Regions from separate parts of the Homo sapiens genome. Here region 1 is linked to region 2. Evidence: chromatin contacts called from ENCODE Hi-C data. All regions are on one chromosome and are shown on one strand. The core of a region is the stretch at or near the end of the contact, and the rest is flanking DNA. Distances in the headings are between cores, read along the strand shown. Region 1 holds the start of CLTA (clathrin light chain A). Region 2 holds the start of ZCCHC7 (zinc finger CCHC-type containing 7).

Region 1 (6,091 bases), core at 3,388-5,887, 930 kb after region 2:
TGATCATGTTTTAAAATTTTTGCTAATTTGATAATGGAAAAAAAAAACAAACTCATGGTGGCTTTGTTGTGCCAATCTTATTTCCAGTGAGGTAATCACATACCCGACACCTGATTTTCTTCTTTACTGAATTTTCTGAGTTTGCCTATTTTCCTGCTATTTTTTGATCTCTAAGTATTTGCTCTCTAATAGTCAAATATTTTCCCTAGTTTCTCTTTTGATTTGGTTTATGGTATTTAACACTTGGAACAACTTAATTTGTGTATGTAGACATGATCGACTTTTTCTTCATGATTTCTGTATCTGCTTTTATGCTGAAGGCCTTTCCTATTATGAGATAGACAAATACTCACTTTTCTTCTTTTACTTTTTAAATGTCTCTCTTTAATCCACCTGGAATTTATTTTTGTGTAAGACAGAAGAGTGAGATAGTTTTAAATCCTAGATCCTACAGTGGCTAGTCTGGCCAGGCCTACATTATGGTTAATATAGTACAATTGACATACCAACTATCCACTAATATAGTCCAGCCCTGGGCTGGAATATGAGAGACTTTGATCACTACTCCATATACAAAACAAGAAGCAATCCTCATCCCACATCTCCTTAAAAATCACATGCTGTCTGAAGGCTCCTCCAGACCCACTGGCATCTGCTTTCCTCTTTATTAGTTACTGTATTACTGCACTAACATTCTTACAAGAATCAACTGGCTCAAGCCAAGGGATCGTCTGTTGCTGTGGAAACATGCAGAAAGGACATGTAGGGCCTTGACTTACTACAACAACTAAACTAAGCAACACGATGCTTCAGAAGGAAACTTTCTAGGGCCTTTCAGGAACTCCAGACAGAAAAAGGGCCAGTTTTCAAAAGTGAAAGACTGTCCCAAACCCACTTTCAACTTTCCACATTCCAGAAACATTTGAAGTCAAGCAGACCTACGTTTGAAGCTGCACTTGAGCCATTTATTACCTTGCTACCTTAGTGACACTGCTCAACTTCCACACCGATCCATTCTCATCTGAAATATGACACTACCACTTAACCTGTGGAGCTACTGCTGGGATCTGAAAGTGTACCTGGTATACAGCAAATGTGCAGTACAATTAACTATCATGCATGAGATTTCCCTAAACTTCCCTCCACCACTGCTACCAATAAAATTACTTCTCCAGAAAGCTTCCCTTTAATTCACCCATGTCTCTTTCTTCTCCTACAAGAAATAACTTGTCACCGGGTGCGGTGGTTCACACCTGTAATTCCAGCACTTTGGGAGGCCAAGGCGGGTGGCTCACCTGAGGTCAGGAGTTTCAGACCAGTCTGGCCAACATGGTGAAACCCCGTCTCTACTAAAAATACAAAAAGTTAGCTGGGCACGGTGGTGGGCGCCTGTAATCCCAGCTACTCGGGAGGCTGAGGCAGGATAACTGCTTGAACCCAGGAGGCGGAGGTTGCAGTGAACCGAGATCGCACCACTGCACTCCAGCCTGGGTGACAGAGCGACTGTCTCAAAAACAACAAAACACCATAATAGTGCCTTACTGCTGTACTCTCTCTGTGGCTTGTCTCTCCTGTTCTCTTCCCCGACTCAGCCCTCATGATTGAGAGCTTTTCAACAGCTCCACTTGTGCTGCCTCCTTCATGACCACCTGTTCTTCCTCAATATCCCCCACAGCTGGTTACCTCAATATCACTTCACCCAGCTGGTTTCTTCCTGCCTCTAAACCTACGTCTCTTTTCTGGATCTCTTAACAACCAAAGGAGTCATCCAAGGCTTAGCCCTAACCCCTCTGGTTTTTGCCTGTGCCCATCCTCCATAGACGCTTTCCGCAAGGCTGGGGCCAGTTTATTTTCCTCTCATCAATCTGTCATAGCTGACTGCCTATATATCTCTGTATAATACATCAGAAAGAGAGCTCCCGCCTAAAACCTCAATTTACTCAGTACACTTCAAAGCCTAAAGGCCTTGTAACTCCTTTCTCCCACTAATAGTAGCTGGAATTCACTAGATACTTAATATAACTGTAAGCACTTTATAGACACTCTTTAATGTAATCCTAAAGATGCCACATAGCATTATAAATTATATTATGCAACTTTTACAAAGGAGAAAACTGAGGCCGGGCAGTGGTGGTAGTTATATACATTGTCTGAGATCACAAAGCTAAACTCACACTCAAGCAGTTTAGGATAGCATAGAATCTTAACCACTAGAGCATATCTTTAAAAAAAAAAAAAAAGAAGGAAAAAGAAAACTAAGAGAGAAAAAGTGTCCAATCAGTTCTCTAAACTCCAAAGGAAATGCTGACCACTGCATATTACCAACTTCAATTACACTGTCAGGAATCTGGCTTTAAGTCACCAAATGCTTAGTTCACTAAGAAAGTCCCTCCTAGGAACTAAGTCAGCAACCATTTCTTTCCTTCCCTTTGCCGAAGGCTTGATGCACAAAGGACCGAGCATCCAACTCTATTCTCTCCCTTTTACCTTCCCTAACTGCCCGTCACCAAGATCTGTCAGTTCTACATAGGACCCTTGGATCTGACATTTTTGCCCATTTCTTTGTCAAACGTGAGCATCTACTACATGTCAGACACACTGCTAGGCAGTGGAGATAAAACAGTAAGGGTAACACTGTCCTTGAATCAGGACAATCTTCCAACTACAGATCTTGGGTTCTGCTTCTCCCAAATCTGTTCCACCTGGGACAGCCACAGCTGCCTGTCTGTTATCGCACTACACCCCTGCTAAAACAACTAAACACTGCAACAGAATGTGGTATATTCTAAGAGTGGGTAGACTTGGGGCTCAGCTATTAACTCGTGCTTTTTTAAGCAAGTCGTTTCTCTCTAGGATTGCTTCTCTTCTATTAAATGAGGAAGGTTAAACTAAGGGTCTAAGAAGTCAATTTTAAAATTCTCAGACAAATGTTAGAGACCACCCAATGAAAATATCCCCTAATCACTTAAGGCCAACTTCATCTCACAATCACAGCCTAGTTTAGTCCAACCTACCCGCTATAAAGTTGCATATTCGGGCATATTACATGTTCCCACTAAGTTCTTATTGGGGGACTGATTTGTTTAGGAAGCAACATGGTGCAGTCAAAAACTCAAGAGGCTGCAAACTAGCAGCACACCCACCAACCCATCCATCAAAAGGTTCCGCCTGGCTGGCACAGTAACTTGAGACTGCTGGATCTGAATGCCTTTACACAGAGCACTACTATAGTGCAGCAAAGCCTCAGTCTCCAACACTTCTACTGTCTCATGTCAAGCCAGCTTCTCTCGTATATGTTACCTACCTGGCTCCTTAAGGTTTGAATTTAGGGTAGACACTACTCCTATATGCCCCAGTAGTGCCCTATTCTCCCTTAGTTGGAATTTTTTAAGTGAATGAAAAGCCGTATTTCATTTCTTCTAGCTAAATTTCCTACTTCTTTGTATTATTAAGTAGGTCTTTTCCACTCATGATCCTAAGCATCACACACAGGTTAAGGCATCCAAAGGTCAAACTGCCATCCTACCTGCCCCATTTTTACTTGAGTTTGGCTGAGAACATTCTCTATTCACCTCTTCATCCCTCCCTGATTGGTTTAGGCTAATCTTGGGTTCTGCTTAGGCAATATTGCCTACCAAAGCTGTTCCCAGAGGAAGAGCTCCAGAAGTCCTAGCTGTAAATCAATCGCTCAACGATAGCAAACTCCTACCGCGCTTGGCAGTTCTTTCTCCAGACCTAGATCATCTTTCGAGTTCCCTACTCCCTCCTTCCTCCTCGTAATCCAACACTCTGTACACCTTAAGTGCTTAAATGCTGAACTGCATTGCTACTTTTGTTTGTATCTCTCAAAAACGATATTTCCATTCTTATTTTTTTCCGCCCTCCTTTTCTAATAACGAGTTCTGTGCTCGGCTCAGACTTATAAGCTTATAAGTCTGGAAAAACTGCGCCAATGCGGTTGCTTCAGAGACCGGACTAAAGGCACAGCAAATGCTTAATGAAAAGTTGCTGAATTGAACGGGCTTCTTCCGGCTCCGGAGCCTGCCACCCTACACTTGCTTTCTCGCTCCGCCCGCGCCCAGAAGCACTCAAACATGCTGAGAACCGAACAGGCTTCTCGAGCCTAGGTTTCTGAAAGACCGGGCCAGGGTCTCGTTTCCTGTTTGCACTGCTCCCTAACCTCCTAATTCAGCAAGGAGCACGAGTCACACAGAAGCTCTCGGACCCACTGTGGACCGAGTTTCCAGACAAGTCCTCTCGCCCCAAACGCGCCCGCACTCTCACCCGGACCCCCCGGCGGCTCGCCGTGCGGCTGGGGCCCGGGGGCGCCGCCGTCCAGGATGGCGAAGGCCTCGTCGTTCTCGATGCCCGCAATCTCGCTCTCTTGCTGCGCCAAGAAGGCCGCAGCCGGGTCTTCTTCGCCGGCGCCGGCCACTCCGTTCCCCAGCGCGGGACCGCCAGGGGCGCCGGCAGGGGCGCCGAACGGATCCAGCTCAGCCATGGCGGGCAACTGAACGGCACGGACACCAACGGTGAGACAAAAACCAACCGACCCACCGACACCACGCCCGGCAGCCACCGCTGTGGTGCCGACTGGGAGAGGAGGACAAGCGCCAGGAGGGAGACGGGTAAAGCGGAAGCCCTACCCGTGTATCCGGTCGGTCTAGGCGGTGTTGCAGAGCCGAAAAGGGAACAACCAATCAGAGGACAACAATGGTTCAGGAGCTACCCAATCAGCAAGTGGAGGGGCGGTCCCCCTAAAACAACTCGTGACTGGGGTAGGGCGGGAGGTGAGGGAGGTGAGCTGCGCGGGCCCCGGGAGGCGGAAGTGCTGCCTGATAGGGAGCGTCCTACCCACCCCGTCTGCTGGAGCTGGACTGACCAGGGACGGCCACCCCTGAGGGGACTCTAGTGCTGCACTGGGAGGTGAGGTGAAGTTAGGGCAGCGACGATTGGCCGATTACTGAAGAGGCATGCCACTTAGGCTTTCTGAACCTCAGTTTCCTCATTCGTAAAATAGAAACAAGAATCCTGCTCTTGCGCCCCCTCCCGGGATTATTAGAAGATTGAATCCTAAAAAAAAAGAAGAAGAAGATTGAATCCTTTTATGGATTTGAGGGTCCCTGGCTTTATAAATTTAAAATATTTAATTCTTTCAGCCAGCCTGGATTATTTGCTCCCTTAGAGCCCATAGATTTACTGTAATTGATTCAGTCCACTCCGATTTTTCTCGCCCATAAGTATTTTTATTTAAAAATGAATATATCTTATCTTCTTCAACGAAGCACTTTTGCAGCCATTACGTCTTTTCGGAGCTAGACAGAAGTTACTAAACCTGGAAAATTCCTTAAGGATCACTTGCTTCAAAGGGAGACACGGTGGCCCTGCTGTTCAAGGAGCGTCAGTGACCCAGAGAGTCAGTGACCAAGAGGAAACGCCTGTCTCCTGGGGACTTCCAAGATACTAGCTACAGTCTCTTATATTTACACCTTTCCTCCCTAAGGACAGCAGGAAAAAGAAAGTTCCGTGTTTCTTTTTAAATCAGGGAGATGTTAATAGCTACATGGCTCATTTTGTCTACACCACAGAAATAACAGTGGTTCCAGTTAATCATGCTCATGTTGAGGGGGAGTGCTTATGCAGGGGCCACCAGAAGACCCCTCTCCTTCACTACCACCACCACCACCCTAAGAAATGAAAAGCCAAAAAAAGAAACCAAAAAACCAGAGGTCAACAAGAAGCTTCCAGAGGTAGTCAGCAGGGGACAAGAAAGTGTTTTTATAAAAAACGCACATATCTTTGATGACAAAAAAAAAGGGATAGCTATGAAGGAAAAATGAAGCAAATAAAAATTATTTAAAGCATATATTTACTTAAAGCATAATTTTAAAGTCATTTAAAGTATGAACCATAGGAAAGTGTTGAAGAAAAACATTTAAGAAAGTTAAAATGTTAGGGTCTGCAATTGATTCTGTTTCCCCTTGTCTGTTGTTTTATGCTCATCCCTAACATACATTGGCAACAGTGCATGAAGTATTTTCACATTAGCCTTGACATAGTCTCATGAGGAAAAGAGGGGCAGGGACTACTA
Region 2 (5,977 bases), core at 383-2,882:
AATCAATCCTTCTGCTCTCACAGTCTACCTACTGGTCATTCTGACCTTTTGCTCTTATTTACTTCCAAATATCTTTAGCCTCCCTAGATGTTCCTTCTTGATGACACACGCATCCATCTCCGGCCGATTTAAATCAAATCCACAGCCTCATTTTCAGTCCAATTTTCATTGGAATGTGATGAATACACTTTACTTTCAAAGTAAAATTTTTCTTACTCTTAGTAAGCTGCCCTGACAGGACAGTTGAAACACAATTGTCTAAAGGGTTAAAATGTCTGTCCATTTTTCAAATGCGATGGCCACTCTGAATCAAATCTGATTGGGATGGAGAATCCAAATGTGTAAAACAAAAGTCACAAAAGACAAACAGAGCACAGTATTTCAGTGGGGGAAAAAAAATAAGCTAAATTTAGTCACTTAAGTCCCAGCTCTTCTTGGGATATATATATGATTTTTACGAGAACTAATCCTATCCGGAAACATTTCCTTCACCTTTCCCTTAGCCCTTTTCCTTCGGTCATGCAGTCTCTTACCGTGCTAATTATCATATTAATATAATCCTCACTTGCGATCCTTCCTGACTTTATTCCCCATGCTCAGATTCTCCTGAAAGCATAACGCTTTCCTAAGTATACACACAATCCATTTAAAAGTCTTTGTATGCGACAGCCTAACTATTCAAACACGAAGTCATTTCTCTAACGGTCCTAGAAAAAATTTTAAAAAGAAAAAGAAAACCACAAAGTCAAGAGCTTCTGAGGGGACCTGAAAAGTCATCAAATTGAACGCTCTCGTTTTATAGTTGGAGAAAGGAGCTCAGAGAAACTTATTCACTGAGCTAAAAAGGCCCTACTAATGCAGCCCGTAATTCAACTGTGCAATCTGAAATAATCTTAAATTCAGCTTCAATAAGAGCTTTCTGGAATCGCCAGCGAATCCGTGGGGGAGCCACGGCTAGAACCCAGGCCTCCTGATTCCCAGCCACAGCTTTTCCACCGAACCAGCAGCTCTTCCCAAAAGTTGAAGGCAACTGTCCGCTCACAGGATGGGAGGGATAAAGGGCGCCTTAGTAAACACAGTCCAAGTCTACTCGTTTTACATGAGGAAAGGGTCACAGCTCCCGAAATTTTGGATTCTACTGCTGCAGCTGCTGCTTCTGACAGCAGAGGCGGGAGGTGGCCCAGGACTACTCGGTCCTCAAAGACTGGACTCTCTCTCGGCGCGCCGGGACCTCCGCGCTTCACTGACTGGCTTCCCTAGAAGACTGGGGGCCTTGCGGGGAAATAAAAAGGGCAGACACGCCACCCTCACCGAGGCCCTAGACGCCCAGCCGCTCTAGAATCACGGCATTAGCCCTTGGAAAGCCAGGGAGACGCGGACCCCCTAGACCCGCAGCCCGGCCGCGTGGGGCGGCGCGCAGGTGACGGACCAGGAGCTGCGCCCTGCCACGAGTGAGGGGCGGACGGGAGACGTCGAGGCCGGCGAGGGGGCACGCGCTAGTTCCACAGCCCGGCGGGCAAGAAGGAGGGTAGGCAGGGGTCCCGAGCCGCGGGCGGCGGGGGTCCGTCACACACATACTCACTGCCGCAGCTGCGAACAGGAAGCACCAACCGGGAACCAAAACGCGTAGAGGGACGGGGAGGGGCGAGGACAAATGAGGTAAGGAGGCCGCGTCCGCGCAGACCCGGGAGGGAAGGCACTTCCGGGGACAACACAGCTCTAGTCACCGCCTTTCCGTCCCCGCCCACCTGCCGCGCCTGATGTGCGCATGCGTAGTGGGTGCGAACCGTTCTCTGCCCCGCCCATAATTATTAGGTTTGCCTTCCTTGCTTTCCCCCTTCCCCTTCCCAACTTCTCTTGAAGCTACCTAGGCTGCATCTATTATTTGAATGACTCGTACGAAGGAGATGCTATTTACCGGGCAAAAGCCGGGGAGTTCGTGCCCTCTACCCCCGCGAGGAAAACTACAACCCCCATGAGGACACGGGCGAGGTTGAGGCCGGGCTCCGCCTCCTTCTCCCTGGCGCTCGGTGGACGCCTTCTCAGTGCCACGTGGCGCGGGAGCCTAGCTGATCGCGTGCATGACGAGGGCCAGCGTGGCTGGCTGCTTGGCCCGCAGACCTGGGCAGCGGGAAACGCGTACTTGAGAGCGCATGGCTTCAAGCTTCTCCCTTGCGCTCATGATCTTAGGCTGGTCGCTTTTTCTTTTAGGCGGAACACAGTTCACACTGGGCGCCTCCAACTCTCTGGAATTCTAGGCAACAGATTAACACTTTGTGAATCTCGAAGAGCTGCACTCCTGCTAAATATTGGAGTTAATGCTGATCCTTTGGAAGTCTCTGAAGGTTGCAAGATTGTGCTGGGAGCCTCTGGCTTCATTTGCCCTTCTCACACCTTATTTTAATACAAGGTAAACCCATCTGTAGAACTTTAGAAATAACTGTCGACCTAAAGGAAAAACTGAGGCAAAGTTAATATAAGTGGAGAATTTATTTGGGCCAAGTTTGATGAGGGCAACCTGGGATCATCAATTCAAGTTGCCCTTAATATGTGATCCGATAAGCAGCAGTTTCAACTGAGTTCTTTGTCTTGTGAAGCTCCAGGCTTAAAGGTATCGATCCTCCCACCTCTGTCTCCCAAAGCACTGGGATCACAGGCATGAGCCATTACACTTCTTGTAGCAGCTACGAGTGAATTTTTTTCTTTCTTTATGGTTTTTTTTTTTTTTTTTTTTTTTTTTTTCCTGAGACGGAGTTTCGCAGTTGTTGCCCAGGCTGGAGTGCAATGGCGCGGTCTCGGCTCACTGCAACCTCCGCCTCCCAGATTCAAGCCATCCTCCTGCCTCAGCCTCCGAAGTAGCTGGGATTACAGGCGCCTGCCACCACGCCCAGCTAATTTTTGTATTTTTAGTAGAGTCGGGGTTTCACCATGTTGGCCAGGCTGGTCTCGAACTCCTGGCCTCGACCTGCCAAAGTGCTGGGATTAGAGGCGTGAGCCACCGCGCCCGGCCACGAGTGAATTTTTAAAGGAAAAAAGAAGAGGCTTTTGCTAAACTACATACCAAGAATTGACACTAAAATAACATAAGCTATCCATTGGCTACACATTGTTCTTTCTATCACAAATTTTAGGAACACGAAGATAAAGGGTGATGCAGGTACTGGGAAGAAAAGAACAAAATGCCTTTAAACAATTGCCACACACCCCTACCCCCCACCCCCACCCCCACCACCACCTACATGGGATGGTGCTAACTGAAGTACCATACTCAAGTCCCTCTGGGCCTGATAAAGTTTGAATGCCTGCCTGGCTAATGGGGTAGCTCTCACCTGTTTGGGAGCCCGAAGTGGGAGGATAGCTTAAGGCCGAGAATTCGAAACCAGCCGGGGTAATATAGCAAGACGCTGTCTCTACAAAAAAATTTAAAAATTTAAAAATTAACTGGGCGACTGGGCGCAGTGGCTCACGCCTGTAATCCCAGCACTTTGGGAGGCCGAGGCGGGCGGATCACCTGAGGTCAGGAGTTGGAGACCAGCCTGACCAACATGGCGAAACCCCGTCTCTAGTAAAAATACAAAATTAGCCGGGCGTGATGGCGCATGCCTGTAATCCTAGCCACTCCTGAGGTTAAGGCAGGAGAATCGCTTTAACCCGGCAGGCGGAGGTTGCAGTGAGCCGAGATTGCGCCATTGCACTCCACCCTGGGCAGCAAGAGAGAAACTCCGTGTCAAAAAAATAATAATAATAACAGGGCGTGGTGGCCCACACCTGGAGTCCCAGCTGTTCCTGGCTGAGGTTTGAACTGCGGAGGTCTAGGCTGCAGTGAGCCGAGATCGCACCATTGCACTCCAGAATGAGACCGTCTGAACAAAAATGTTTAAAGCTCAAGCAAGGTGCCTCATGGCTGTAATCCCAGCACTTTGGGAGGTTGAGGCAGGTGGATCGCTTGAGCTCAGGAGTTGGAGACCAGCCTGGGCAACATAAGAAGACCCCATCTATATTTAAAATAAGATCCTTTTCTTAATTAAAAAATTATATAAAAATAAATTTAAAAAAACAAATCTTTTTATAAAAATAAAAATAAATAAGAAATTTTAAATAGTAAAAATTAGCCAGGCGTGGTGGCACACAACTGTATTCCTAGCTACTAAGGAGGCCAAGGTGAGAAGATTGCTTGAGCCTGAGAGTTCAAGGTCATAGTGAGCTGTGATCACACCACTGCACTCCAGCCTGGATGAGAGACCCCATATCTTTAATTTTTAAAAAAATTATTTTTGCATACCTTTAACGTAACTTAGACTGCTCTGAACTATTTTTCTCCTCTCATAATGACACACTGCCAATTCATTGGCCTATTTCAATTCTCCTCAAGACAAGTGTGAGTTTGATTGTTTTCACCAACGTTTATTGAACATCTATCTGTTAAAAGACGGTGTTAGAAAGTGCAGAAAAGCTGTAAATTTTTAAGTCACTGATCTCATAGAGATAGGCATCTAGCTAGGAAAACAGTTATAGTCTAGGAGTTTGGCCAGAAAAGAATTAGAACATTTAATTAACATTATGGGGTAAGTGCTGGGAAGGAGAAGGACAAGGTACTATGAAAAGGTAAAATTGGAGAACCACTTTCCAGAAAAGAAAACAGGCATAGAAGCACATCACAGATGACTAGATTGTTTGTTTTGGTAATATGTATTGTGTAAAACAAATGTCACCTTTTTAAAAATTTAAAAATATATTGCCAGGATTACTCCTGTCCATCTATTATAATATTTTAAATTTCGACAACACTTTGTGGATTTTTTTTTTTTTTTTGAGAAAGGGTCTTGCTCTGTCACCCAGGCTGGAGTGCAGTGGTGTAATCACAGCTCACTGAAACCTATCTCCCAAATGATGCTCCCGCATTAACCTCCCAAGTAGCTGGGACTAAAGGCACACACCACCATGCTGAGTTAATTATTTTTTTAATTTTTAAAACTTTTTTGTAGAGATAGGGTCTCCCCGTATTGCCCAGGCTGGTCTCCAGCTTCTGGGCTCCAGGCCTCAAGTGATCCCCCCACCTCAGCCTCCCAAAGTCCTAGGATTACAGGCATGAGACACTCAGCCCCACCAATACTTTCAAGTTGATGTTTTAAGTTCCAATTTCACACACACAAAAAAAGAAAAGAGGCGTAGAAAGGCTAAGTAAAACTTATAGAAGGCCACAAGTATAGGAAATAATAGTTATGTGCTTCATAATGACATTCCACTCAAAACCAGACTGCATATATGATGATTATTTTATCATATTTTTACTGTACCTCTTCCATGTTTAGATGCACAAATACTTATTGTGTTATAGTCACCTACAGTATTCAGTACAGTAACATGTAGCAGTTTGTAATCTGGGAGCAATAGGCTACATCATGTGGCCTAGGTGTTTACTTGACTATACCATCTAGGTTTGTGTAAATATGCTCGATGAAGTTTGCACAATGAAAAAATCACCTAACAATGCACTTCTCAAAACTTATCCCCATCATTAAATGACACGACTGTACTCCTAATTACCATGTCCCATCTTCCCACTGTCACACATGCATTCAACAAAGATTTACTGCTTTCCCATGCTCAGAATGCTTCAGCCTACCCCTTTAGTTTATGTCTTCAAACCTAGAGTCCTTTGGATGGCATAAAAGGCACTTCATGAGCTGACATCTGCCTACTGTTGACGCTGAATCCTGGGCAGTTGCCAGAACACACCATGCCCTCCCACACCTGTGCCTTTGCAGAGAACACTCCACTGCCTGTAAAGCCCTTCTCCCTGTCCTTCTAACATATACCCACTCACCCTACTCTGCTGAAGTTTTGGGTCTTCAGGGAAACTTTCCACCTTAGCCTCTCTCCACATACACAGCATTTCTCTTTCTAATTGAAGCTGTCTCTACTCCCCATTTCTCCTTTTTATTTTATTTTATTTTTTTTTTGACGCAGGGTCTCA

The links. Hi-C counts contacts between places; a loop is a spot of excess contacts on that map. Pooled maps may share reads with other maps.
Region 1: a map of naive thymus-derived CD4-positive, alpha-beta T cell shows a loop between it and region 2 (17-fold over the local background). The contact joins the promoter of CLTA here to the promoter of ZCCHC7 in region 2. A Hi-C loop is called at or near these places in 1 of 168 maps with a recorded cell type or tissue (naive thymus-derived CD4-positive, alpha-beta T cell) and 6 of 50 pooled maps.

What each region holds. Positions count from the first base shown.
Region 1 is chr9:36,189,467-36,195,557 of GRCh38, reverse strand. It overlaps CLTA (clathrin light chain A), which reads right to left and starts at 4,637. Exons shown (of 5, transcript NM_001833.4): 1 at 4,285-4,637. The coding sequence starts at 4,501. RefSeq lists enhancers at 4,442-4,661, 4,377-5,002.
Region 2 is chr9:37,116,229-37,122,205 of GRCh38, reverse strand. It overlaps ZCCHC7 (zinc finger CCHC-type containing 7), which reads right to left and starts at 1,632. Exons shown (of 9, transcript NM_032226.3): 1 at 1,583-1,632. LOC105376034 (a long non-coding RNA gene) reads left to right here and starts at 1,806. Exons shown (of 3, transcript NR_188580.1): 1 at 1,806-2,410. RefSeq lists an enhancer at 1,891-1,970.